Linked DNA regions of Homo sapiens: region 2 is linked to region 1. A link is a contact called in ENCODE Hi-C or POLR2A ChIA-PET data. All regions are on one chromosome and are shown on one strand. Each heading gives the region's core, a stretch centred on a gene start or an enhancer-like site at or near the end of the contact. The rest is flanking DNA. Distances are from core to core; before and after follow the strand shown.

Region 1 (5,534 bases), core at 2,528-5,027:
GAGCCACCACGCCCGGCCACCACCTTCTCTTTTTATCCGTCCGTTGTTAGTTGGTTTTCTGAGAGCTAGACTCCTTTGTAATGAAACTTGTACATTAGACTTTTCTCTTTGGGAGTACCATTCTCATTCCCATTATTTCAGAAACTGGGACACAGAGAAGTTCAGTAACTTGTCTAATGATAGGGATAGAAGAGGTCAGAGAGAATGTTCGAGTCTCATGGTGTTGCCCAGGCTGGAGTGAAGCTGGGATAGGGAACCAGGCAGCCTGTCCCCATAAGCCCTGCTCTGACTTGCCCAGCCAGTGCTTGACTTGTAAGCACCAGCTTTGCTGAAGTTGTTCCCTCCGTATACTTTACTAGCCCTTACTATTTTTTTTTTTCCTTCTAGCTCTGTCCTAGCTACTGAGAATACAGATTTATTTTAAAAATGCAGTCACTGTTCACGGGAGTTTAAACTTTTAAATGAGGGCATCAGACAAGTAAACAGGCAGTGATAATAGGGCATGGTAGAGCCATGATAGAGGGATGCAAAGGACTGTGAGAGCCTGGAGGAAGCACCTCACTCAGCCCTAAAGGTCAGGGAAGGCCACCTACAGGTGGGACACTGGAGCAGTCTTGAACATCAGACTGTCTCAAAAAGAAAGAAAATCAAGTATGGGGCTGGGCCCAGTGGCTGATGCCTGTAATCTCAGCTCTTTAGGAGGCTAAGGCAGGCAGACTGCTAGAGCTCAGGAGTTCAAGACCAACATGGGCAACATAGCGAAACTCCATCTCTACAAAAATAAAAATAAAAATAAAAATTAGCCAGGCGTGGTGGTGTGTGGCTATGGTCCCAGCTACTTGGGAAGTGGAACGGGGAGGATGACTTGAGACCAGGAGGCAGTGGTTGCAATGAACCATGACTGTGCCACTGCCACTGCACTCTAGCCTGGGCAACTGTCTCCAAAAAAAAAAAAAAGAAAAGAAAGGCCAGGTGCAGTGGCTCATGCCTGTAATCCCAGCACTTTGGGAGGTTGAGGCAGGAGGATCACTTGAGGCCAGGAGTTTGAGACCAGCCTGGCCAACATGGTAAAACCCTGAATCTACTAAAAATACAAAAATTAGCTGGGCGTGGTGGCACATGCCTGTAGTCCCAGCTACTCTGGAAGCTGAGGCATGAGAATCACTTGAACCTGGGAGGCAGAGGTTGCAGTGAGCCATGGCTGCGCCACTGCTCTCCAGCCTGGGTGACAAAGCAAGACTGTCTCAAAAAATAATAAATAAAAAGAAAGAAAAGAAAAGAAGAATAGGATAAGTTGGGTGGGGAAGGAGAGGGCCCCATTACAACTGTTAATCACTCCAAAACTTAGTGGCTTAGCACGACGACATTTTGCTTTACTTTTTCGTGGTTCTGGAAATTGGTTGGTATAGTTCTCTCAGGATCTCTGATACAGTTGCAGGGAGATAGGGGCTGGTACTTGATTCATCTTAAAGGCTTCACTGAAATATCTACCGGTTGACACTAGTTGTTGGCTGGGCCCTCAGCTGGGGCTGTTGACCAGAACACTCCATGTTGCCTCTTCATGTAGCCCGGACTTCCTGATAGCACAGCAGCTGGGTTCCAACAGCAAGTCTGGGGCTACACTTCCTGGGAACAAGGAAGAAGCTATCTCACCCGGACTTGGAAGTGACATGGCCTCACTTTCACCATAGTCACAAGCCCTCCCAGATTGAAGTGGAGAGGTTCTACCTCTCAACAGAAGTGTCAAAGTCACCTTGCAGGAAAGAGGATGTGGGATGGGAGATATCACTGTGGCCATTTTGGAAAACACCATCTGCCACAAAGACCTGTAAGGGCCTAAGTACTGAAGAGATTACACTCATCCCACCACCCAAATGTATTTCAAATACAAACAACTCTAGACCATAAAATAGGGGCAATGCAGCCCAATAAAGTATGAACTTCCTGTAACTCCTTCCATGCTTTTTTTGCTGGTGGTGGAAGGGACAGGGTGTCAACCATCAAATACTGTAGCGATATATTCTTTTTTTTTTTTTTTTTTTTGAGACGGAGTCTCGTTCTGTCGGCCAGGCTGGAGTGCAGTGGCATGATCTCGGCTCACTGCAAACTCCGCCTTCTGGGTTCATGCCATTCTCCTGCCTCAGCCTCCCAAGTAGCTGGGACTACAGGAGCCCCCCACCACACCCGGCTAATTTTTTTGTATATTTTTAGTAGAGACGGGGTTTCACCATGTTAGCCAGGATGGTCTCAATCTCCTGACCTCATGATCTGCCCGCCTCAGCCTCCCAAAGTTCTGGGATTACAGGCTTGAGCCACCACGCCCAGCCATCAAATACTGTAGAGATATATTCTTTTTCTTCACTCTCTTTTTTCTTAGGGGGTTGCCTCTGCTTTGCTGGTGCCCTAAGTGTGTGCTCAAACTATATGGTGGATGCTCCAGCCTGGGGTAAGGGTGTTTTGGGCAGAGGGAGGAGAACATGAAAATAAGTTAAACAGCAAGATTAGGTACACTTGGATGGGTAGAAACCAGAGGGAGAATGGTGAGACACGATGCTGGAAGGCTGATAAGAAACAGATCAGGAAGAGCCTTGTGGGCCAATCATAATACTGAGCATCAATAACAATAGCACGCATTCTGTTGTTCTTAGTATTCTAAGCACTTTTCATAAGCACACATTTAACCACTCAACAACCCTGAGAGATAGGTAATATGATGGTTTTTTTTTTTCTGAGACAGTCTTGCTCTGTCGCCCAGACTGGAGTGCAGTGGCGTGATCTTGGCTCACTGCTACCTCTCCTGGGTTCAAGCCATTCTCCTGTCTCAGCCTCCCAAGTAGCTGGGATTACAGGCGAGCGCCACCACTCCCGGCTAATTTTTTTTTTTCAGTAGAGACGGAGTTTTGCCACATTGGCCAGGCTGCGATTATTTCATTTTATGGATGAGTTAAACTGGTTAAATACTTTCTTCAGGCTCACACTGCTAGTAAGAGGCAGAAATGTGATTTGTGCCCAGGAAGTCTGGCCCCAGAACCTGCTCCCTTAACTGCATATTACTAATCAAAGGAGTGTGCACTTCAGCCTGAAGGTGAAAGTGAGTGATTTCCTAGAATATGAAATTTGATTAAAACAAAAGTAGAGAATTTCACTAAAACCTTCTGGCCTGATTTTGGATACCTTGGGAAATACAAACTCAAGAATGAAATGTTACATCCTTTTTTTAAGGTATACTATACATATGATTGTAACTCATGCCTGTAATCCCAACATTTTGGGAGGCCGTGGCGGGAGGATCACTTGAGGCCAGGAGTTTGAGACCAGCCCGGCCAACATAGTGAAACCCTGTCTCCACTAAAAATACAAAAATTAGCCGGGAGTGGTGGCTCACGCCTGTAGTCCCAGCTACTCAGGAGGCTGACGCAGGAGAATCACTTGAACCCGGGAGGCAGAGATGGCAGTGAGCCGAGATCGCACCACTGCACTCCAGCCTGGGCGACGGAGCGAAACTCCATCTCAAAAAACAACAAAACATCAATCTTAAGAGTACAAACTTACGAGTTTTATACATGTGCACACCCATATAATCATTACTCGAATATCACAGACATGATGTTGGGTGAAAGAAGCCAGATGCAAAGCGTACCCCTTCATGAAGTCCAGGAACTGGTGATGGAGGTGCTAGAGGACAGAAGAGTGGTTATCTGGGGCTAGGCATAGTGACTGGGAGAAGGGCATGAGAGAGCCTCGGGGTGTGGAAACCGGCTTTTCGGGTCTGCAAGGGTCGCTGGGAAGTGTAGTCTTTTGTTGGGGGCGGAATGAGCTGCTAAAAGGCAGGGTCCTTTTACACCAACGTTGATAGAGATCGATATTTATTCCTGCTACACTGACAAAAAGGAATTGTACACGAAGAAAAAAGGCAGACATTTAGAGAAGAGGAATTAACGGGCAGGTTCATAGGAGGGCTGCTAGAATCTATCAATCTCACACTACCGTTTCCTTTTTCTTTTTTTTTTTCTTTTTCTTTTTGGACCTTGCGTCTTTTCGCGCCAAAGTCCTAGAGACAGAGCCTGATTGGCCCAGCCACGACCTGTGCCCATCCATTGGTGGAGACCTCTTGATTAACAATCTTTCAAATTTCCGGAGCGACCGAGGGACTGACTGACAGCCTCGGGAGCTTACGCGCATCCCTGAAGCGGGCGCCAGCAAGTCCTTGGGGAAAACGCTGCCTGTACCCAAACCATAACCACGCGCTTGTCCCCTGCGAAGTGCTTCCCGAAAGACCCCCAAGGCAATTTTAAAGTTGCGGACACCTGAACCTGCTCCAGAGCTGGCTGGAAGCAGGAGCTGCCTCCCCAGGATGGGGCAGAATTTGCATCTCTCCACTTTCAATTTAAGGTGAACAAAGCAGAAAAGCAAGTAACTTATCACGATCAAAATGCAACATCTGATTCCCTTACACCTACCAGGAGGACAGTGCCTATTCCACACAGAGCCAGAAACCTGGAGAGAGGAAACAAAGAATGTAAGTGAATTCTAGGCAGCAAGCATTTTTCCATCCCTCAGCTAAGAGCCCTGCCACCACCTGTCCGTCTTCAGTAATACACTGGTTGACACTTTTTGAGACCCCAATATAGCGCTGAGCACTGCCCAACCTAAAAATGACTATTATTTTCCAGTCACTTTTTTTTTTTTTTTTTTTTTTTTTTTTGGCAGAGTCTTGCTCTGTTGTCCACGCTGGAGTGCAGTGGCGTGATCTCGGGATCTCGGCTCACTGCAACCTCCACCCCCCCGGGTTCAAGCGATTCTCCTGCCTCAGCCTCCCGAGTAGCTGGGATCACAAACTCGCGCCACCACGCCTGGCTAATTTTTGTATTTTTAGTAGAGACGGGGTTTCACCATGTTGGTCAGGCTGGTCTCAAACTCATGACGTCATGATCCACCCGCCTGGGCCTCCCAAAGTGCTAGGATTACAGGCGTAAGCCACTGCGTCCGGCCTAATTTTTTGTATTTTTAGTAGAGACAGAGTTTCACTATGTTGGCCAGGCTGGTCTCGAACTCCTCAGGTGAGCCGTCTGCCTCGGCCTCCCAAAGTGCTGGGATTACAAGCCTGAGCCACTGCGCCAGGCCCAGAGTCACTTTATAGATAAAAAGCCCTATAACTTCAAAGATCAATACCTAAATTACAAGGGGAAATTAAGTATTCATAAACAGATTAAAATATGCTTTAAAGTTCCATGTAACCATAACCTTTCTTCAAAAGGTTATTAATGCTTAATCTGTGCCAAAAAGTCACATTGAATATACATAGAATTTATGTTCTTTGTAGCAAGATTCAGGGTGGTTTGGATAATTAAGACGAATATGTGAGTAATTGTTCCTGAAGGCTCCATGTGTTTGGAGCTATAAGAATATTCCACATTCTGAGAATGTGGAAATTACTTTCAGTCTGGGAAAGGAGGCAGGGTTAGGGAAGCCTTCATGCAGGAGGTGGTATGACAACATCATCACTTCCTCAGTATTTCTGTATTGCAGTCAAT
Region 2 (5,324 bases), core at 1,871-4,370, 430 kb after region 1:
TGCTCTGGGCGGTGGCTCTAGCCTTTGGGATTTTGTGCTCATTTACAGTTTTTTGAGATGGAATCTTGCTCTGTCTCCCAGGCTGGAGTGCAGTGGTATAATCTTGGCTCAGTGCAACCTCCATCTCCTGGGTTCAAGCAATTCTCCTGCCTCAGCTTCCTGAGTAGCTGGGATTACAGGTTCACGCCACCATGCCCAGCTAATTTTTGTATTTTTAGTAGAGATGGGGTTTCACCATGTTGGCCGGGCTGGTCTCAAACTCTTGACCTCAAGTGATCCACCTGTCTCGGCCTCCCGAAGTGTTGGGATTACAGGCGTGAGCCACCACGCCTGGTCTGTCCTCATTTACTTAAAGAGCCATTACTCACCCCCAATTCCCCATAGATAGTGGCCAACTTCTTTGAAATCTGGAGACATTTTCAAATGCTCAACCCTTTTTTCAGCAATTCTATCTGTTTCTAAAATAAGTGTCACTCAGGATGGATATGCTTTTAGAGAAACACTGTGACAAAGACCCTTTGCTCCAGAGGAAGGACCTGCAGTGGCCCCAGGCTGTGGCTCCAGCATCACTTGAGACAGTGTGAACATTTGGACACAATTAAAATGAGGACACTTAATCAAAGAACACACTTACAAAGGAAAGGGGCAGGAAAGCCAGGAGGCAGCAGGTGTGGGACCCCACATGGGACAGGCAGCTGTGTGTTGTTGGTACCACCTTCCTGCCATGGCTTTCCTACACCAGCAGAGAGAAAGCCCATTTCTGCTCTCTGCTGCAAGACTCTCTGGATGGAAGGCCCAGTTCCACAGGAAAGAAATCCTGGTGGCTGAGGCGTGCCTGTGCATAGCCTGGATGGCTCGGCCTGTGGCCGGCAGGCACCCAGGGCCCCTGGTGGGGGTCTCACCCGCTTGGGATGGCCTCAGCTCCCAGGCTGCAGCCACCACTGCCATTTCAAAGGTGAGAAGGAACTGTCTGTGTGGGCCTCTCATCCCGCAAAGTGAGGGAGGCGGGAGCTGGGTGGTGCAGGGAATTAGGAAAGGCAAACCTGGGACGTGCTGTGCCCTGCAGTGCAGTTTCCAGAGGGGAGCAGCCCGGGGTGGCAGACGTTTGCATTTGGATGTTAGAAATGCTCTTCCTGGCTGGGCATAGTGGCTCATGCCTGTAATCCCAGCACTTTGGGAGGCCAAGGCAGGCAGATCATGAGGTCAGGAGAGCGAGACAATCCTGGCTAACATGGTGAAACGCCATCTCTACTAAAAATAAAAAAAATTAGCCAGACGTGGTGGCGGGCACCTGTAGTCCCAGCTACTCGGGAGGCTGAGGCAGGAGAATGGCGTGAACCCAGGAGGTGGAGCTTGCAGTGAGCTGAGATCGCGCCACTGCACTCCAGCCTGGGTGACAGAGCGAGACTCCGTCTCAAAAAAAAAAAAAAGACAAATGCTCTTCCTGACTTTTCAGAGCTGACTGAAGCCCCCGTTTCTTGGCCTGTGTCTTTTCCTTGCCTTGGGGTCCACATTAACCAACTATATTCAATCAACAAGCTTAACACTGAGAATCAAGAGAAGCCCAGGATCTGGGGAGCCCGGGACCCCCTTCATCATCCACTGTGCTTGGGATGGGGCTCCTCTTGTTCTCCTGCCCCAAAGGAGCTGGCACACCAAGCGATGCTTCCAATTGTCCACTGCCTTTATGGGAAGGGACAGCGGTCTCTCCTTGGTGCCAGTGTTAGAAGGAAGAATTGATGCTCACTCGGTCCTGCTGTGTGTGGGAGTCTCCTCTGCACCCCACCCTATCTTGTCACTCGTCACCACTGGGTTGAGCAATACCAGACTTTGTTTCCAGGCTTTGTTTCCTGGCCCTTGACAATAAACAGAACAGTGTCCCTCAGCCTTTCACACCACATAGACCCCTCAGGATGAGGGGCTGCTCAAGCAGCTCCCACTGATGCTGGGCCTTGGGAAGAGGGGGCCAGTGGGGAGGGCCCTCCCCTGAGCTGAGAGGTCCCTTTATAAAGGCAAGTCCAAGCCCCAGAGATTTGGGGGTCAGCAGGGGAGAGAGCAGGGCTGAAGGCGTAGAGGGGGCACCCTGCACTTTATACCTGGGGCAATGCAACAACAAAGGTGCCAGGTATGTGGACACACACCTAGAGGAAGAGTGCTGTGCACCCTCAAAGCCTGGTCTGAGGATCAGCAAACCAGCCCCTCTGGGAAGGTTGTTGGAAAGGCCAACTCTCAAGCCCCTCCCCACCCCTGATGCACCAGAACCTTCAGTCTGACCTAGCCCTGGGTGACTCCCCTGCTCCCGAGGTCTGGGACGAGCTGCCTGCAGCACTGGCTCTCAATCTGCCTGATTGTCAGCACCATCTGGAGAGCCAGAGAAATTCTGAAAAGACAGATCTCTGGGCGCTTCCATCCCTGGGATTGTGACTCAGTAAGTAAGGGGTGAAGCACAATAATTCATATCTATGTTTTTAAAGCTCCTCCAGCATTCTGGATGCTTAGCCAGCCTGGGGACCCTCTCTCTGCTCTTCGGGTATCTTACAGGTAAGAAAGATGTCATTGTAAGCTTTTACCCTTGGAAACACATTCATTCCAAACATATCAAAAGAACTTATTAGGCCGTGTGTGGTGGCTTATGCCTGTAATCCCAGAGCTTTGGGAGGCCCAGGTGGGCGGATCGCTTGAGCCCAGGAATTTGAGAACAGCCTGGACCTCCTTGACTTCTGGGGAGTTTATGAGGGACCTGGACACTGTCAGAGTGGTTTTTTGTTTCCCTTTGTGTACAGTTTTGAGTTCATTGTTTATGTATTAGGGTTTGGAATAGGATCATATAAATATTTCAGGTCCTAAAATAGCTGTGACAGTGTCACTAATCTGCCCCTGAGCTGAACATCCACCCCTCCGCCGCCATTTAATCCTCCAGTCATGTGAGGGAGGATGGGAGTCTGTGTGAACGTCATTCTCACTCGCCTTCAAAGATCATATCTGCCTGTCTCATCTGTCAAGAACGTAGAGTTTGTTGTGATGGTGTATTCAAAATAGACGAAACGTGTGGTCATTGTACTTGGCAAACAGCTTTTCACGTCAGGATGTTTCTGCCCCCGGCTCAGGGCTGGTCCGACTGTGTGAAGAATGTGGCTCAGTGCAGGTGCCCAGTCTGCCACCCTCAGTCCCGCAGCTGCAGTGTTAGAATAACTGTGCTGTGGGCACCCAGCGTTGGTGACATGGGGAATGTGGAATAATGAATACTTAATTCACATGTGCTTATAGAAAAAACTTTATACAATAAAAATAACCAATTGTTATATTTACATCTTTTTCTGTCACTATATATAAAAGGAATCAAGAATTTTCATGCAGCTTCCGGGTATTCTTGAGACTGGTATATCATTTCTTTTTGAAAAGTGCATTATTGCATAACACCACCTAGATAAATATATTTTTATGTATTTATAAGTATATTTTAGCTCAAAAATATCAATAGTATACATAGCTTATAGCACAGTTTGGGAAATGCTGATGTATATGGTAATAATGCGTTGTTTGGGATGATTTAAAATTATATCAGGATATTAGGAGCCCAATATAGTGATCCAGATTGAGATCCTCTTGTCTAGTATTCTTTAAAATGGCAAAACATCAAATCTAGAAAATAGATAAGAAATGAATTTTAAGATAAAAGTACAACAGATTTTCTATTTTTACAAAAATCATTATTGATTTTCAAAAATATATTTTAGAATTCAAGCTGTTAATTTAAAAAGTGCTTATTTCATCATATAACGAACAAAACTGGATATAAGAAAAAACGCCTCGTCTTGCTGTCTCCAAATCTTGCAGCTTTTCAAAGTTTCAGAATTTTGTAAAATATTTTGAATAGCCCAGACTTTCTGAAAATCGGCGTAGCCTTTCAAAGTATTAGAATTGAGAAGCTTTTAAATGCCAATCTTATTTTATAAAGTGTTGACTTTTCACTGTAGACTAATAGCGAACAGTTTGTAAAGAAATGTAAATAAAAAATGTAAATAAATAAAATAGGCTTATTAGTTTTCAAAAAATTTATTTAAAAGGAAGGGGCAATGTTGATTGGAGTGAGGAAGTATTTGAAAATGTATTTTGTGAAAGAAATCAACGCACACGCACACACACATGCCTCAAAAGCGAAACTCCAACAATGCAGCTGCTGTTCCTTTGCAGCAATATTTATCTCACCTTGAGTGAGTGAGGGCCATGCTGCTTGGAAGCGTAATAACTTAAACACCTTGCCTATGTCTAGGGATTAAAAACTAAGCTCTACTCAGCTCATGTAATGCCCCTGACCTCCACCAGAGAGAGATTCTTGGTTATTCCTTGTGGGCAAATATGTCCATGGATCAGTGGATCAGGGACTGTTGAATCAGATATGTCTCCCTCTCTACATGTCACGGTTTGTAGAGATCAAAAATTTCCCTGAAAACACCCAGGTTTATGAAGCCAGGTGATCAGCCAGTTCTGAGGCCTAACTAGGGAGGCCAGAATCCTGCTTGCAGGACAGGGCTGGGTTGGGGATGTCTGTGGTGATGTCATCTCCAGCTGTGAGCTCCAGGGCAATGCTGTCTGGGATGAAGGTCTGGGGCACCCTGAGCTCCTGGAGAAACGGGTGCAGTTAAGAGCTCTATGAAGATTGTATGTGGTGGCAACGCTGCTGGGATACCCCGTGGGTAGCCTAGAGAAGAAGTACTGTGTCCCATTGCAGGTGAAGGTGAATTAAGGCAGAGAGGCTATTGAAATAGGCACTGAACAGAACATGATAGCCGAATCTATAACAGCAAAATATTTACCAGTTGTTGATTGGATGGGGTCAGTAAGTTCCATAATACTGGGTGTTGGGTATGGGGTCTTAATGAAAGGATTACAATGTTAAGGTTGTAGTAATCCACTGTGAAGCACCATTTATTTTTTTCCAGGCTTAAGCACAGGCAAGACTGAGCTGTCAAATGGAGAAGCAGTAGAGAGAATCACCCTTTTATTAATTAGGTTTTATATATTAAGTTTTAAACTTGAAGGTCCTGTACATCTGAATTGTGTCTCTCCCAAAATTACATACTGAAGCCCTTACCCCAGTACCTCAGAATGTGCCTGAATTTACAGATACAGCCTTTAAAGGGAGTGGTTAAGTTAAAGTGAGACCATTAAGGTGGGCCCTAATCCAACATGACAGGTGTCGCTATAAAAGAAGAAATCTGGAGACATAAAGAGACCTCAGTGCTGGGTGTGCTCATAGGAAAGGTCATCCCAGGTCGGGAGAGAGGCCTCAGAGAAACCAAATACCCCGCACCTTGGTCTTG

The links. A loop is a pair of places that touch in the nucleus more often than their neighbours do. ChIA-PET counts read pairs that join two places held with the same protein, here RNA polymerase II (POLR2A). Pooled maps may share reads with other maps.
Region 2: a loop to region 1 is called in a map of body of pancreas, with 2.5 times the contacts of the local background. The contact joins two enhancer-like sites. A Hi-C loop is called at or near these places in 42 of 168 maps with a recorded cell type or tissue (A673, B cell, CD14-positive monocyte and 25 more), 29 of 37 single-sample maps with no recorded cell type and 35 of 50 pooled maps. POLR2A ChIA-PET finds 5 or more read pairs at or near these places in 5 of 52 experiments (CD4-positive, alpha-beta T cell, CD8-positive, alpha-beta memory T cell, HEK293T and 2 more).

The regions. Positions count from the first base shown.
Region 1 is chr17:21,095,319-21,100,852 of GRCh38, forward strand. No RefSeq gene overlaps it. Among named protein-coding and RNA genes, the nearest start is that of LINC01563, 23 kb to the left of the region's middle. RefSeq lists enhancers at 3,542-4,158, 3,958-4,252, 4,159-4,776, 4,171-4,380 and a silencer at 3,958-4,252. Within about 2 kb of position 3,778, at least 7 of the 41 ENCODE cell types and tissues checked have a DNase peak (open chromatin) inside an H3K27ac peak, as active enhancers do.
Region 2 is chr17:21,521,356-21,526,679 of GRCh38, forward strand. No RefSeq gene overlaps it. Among named protein-coding and RNA genes, the nearest start is that of LINC02693, 28 kb to the right of the region's middle. RefSeq lists an enhancer at 923-1,423. Within about 2 kb of position 3,121, at least 3 of the 41 ENCODE cell types and tissues checked have a DNase peak (open chromatin) inside an H3K27ac peak, as active enhancers do.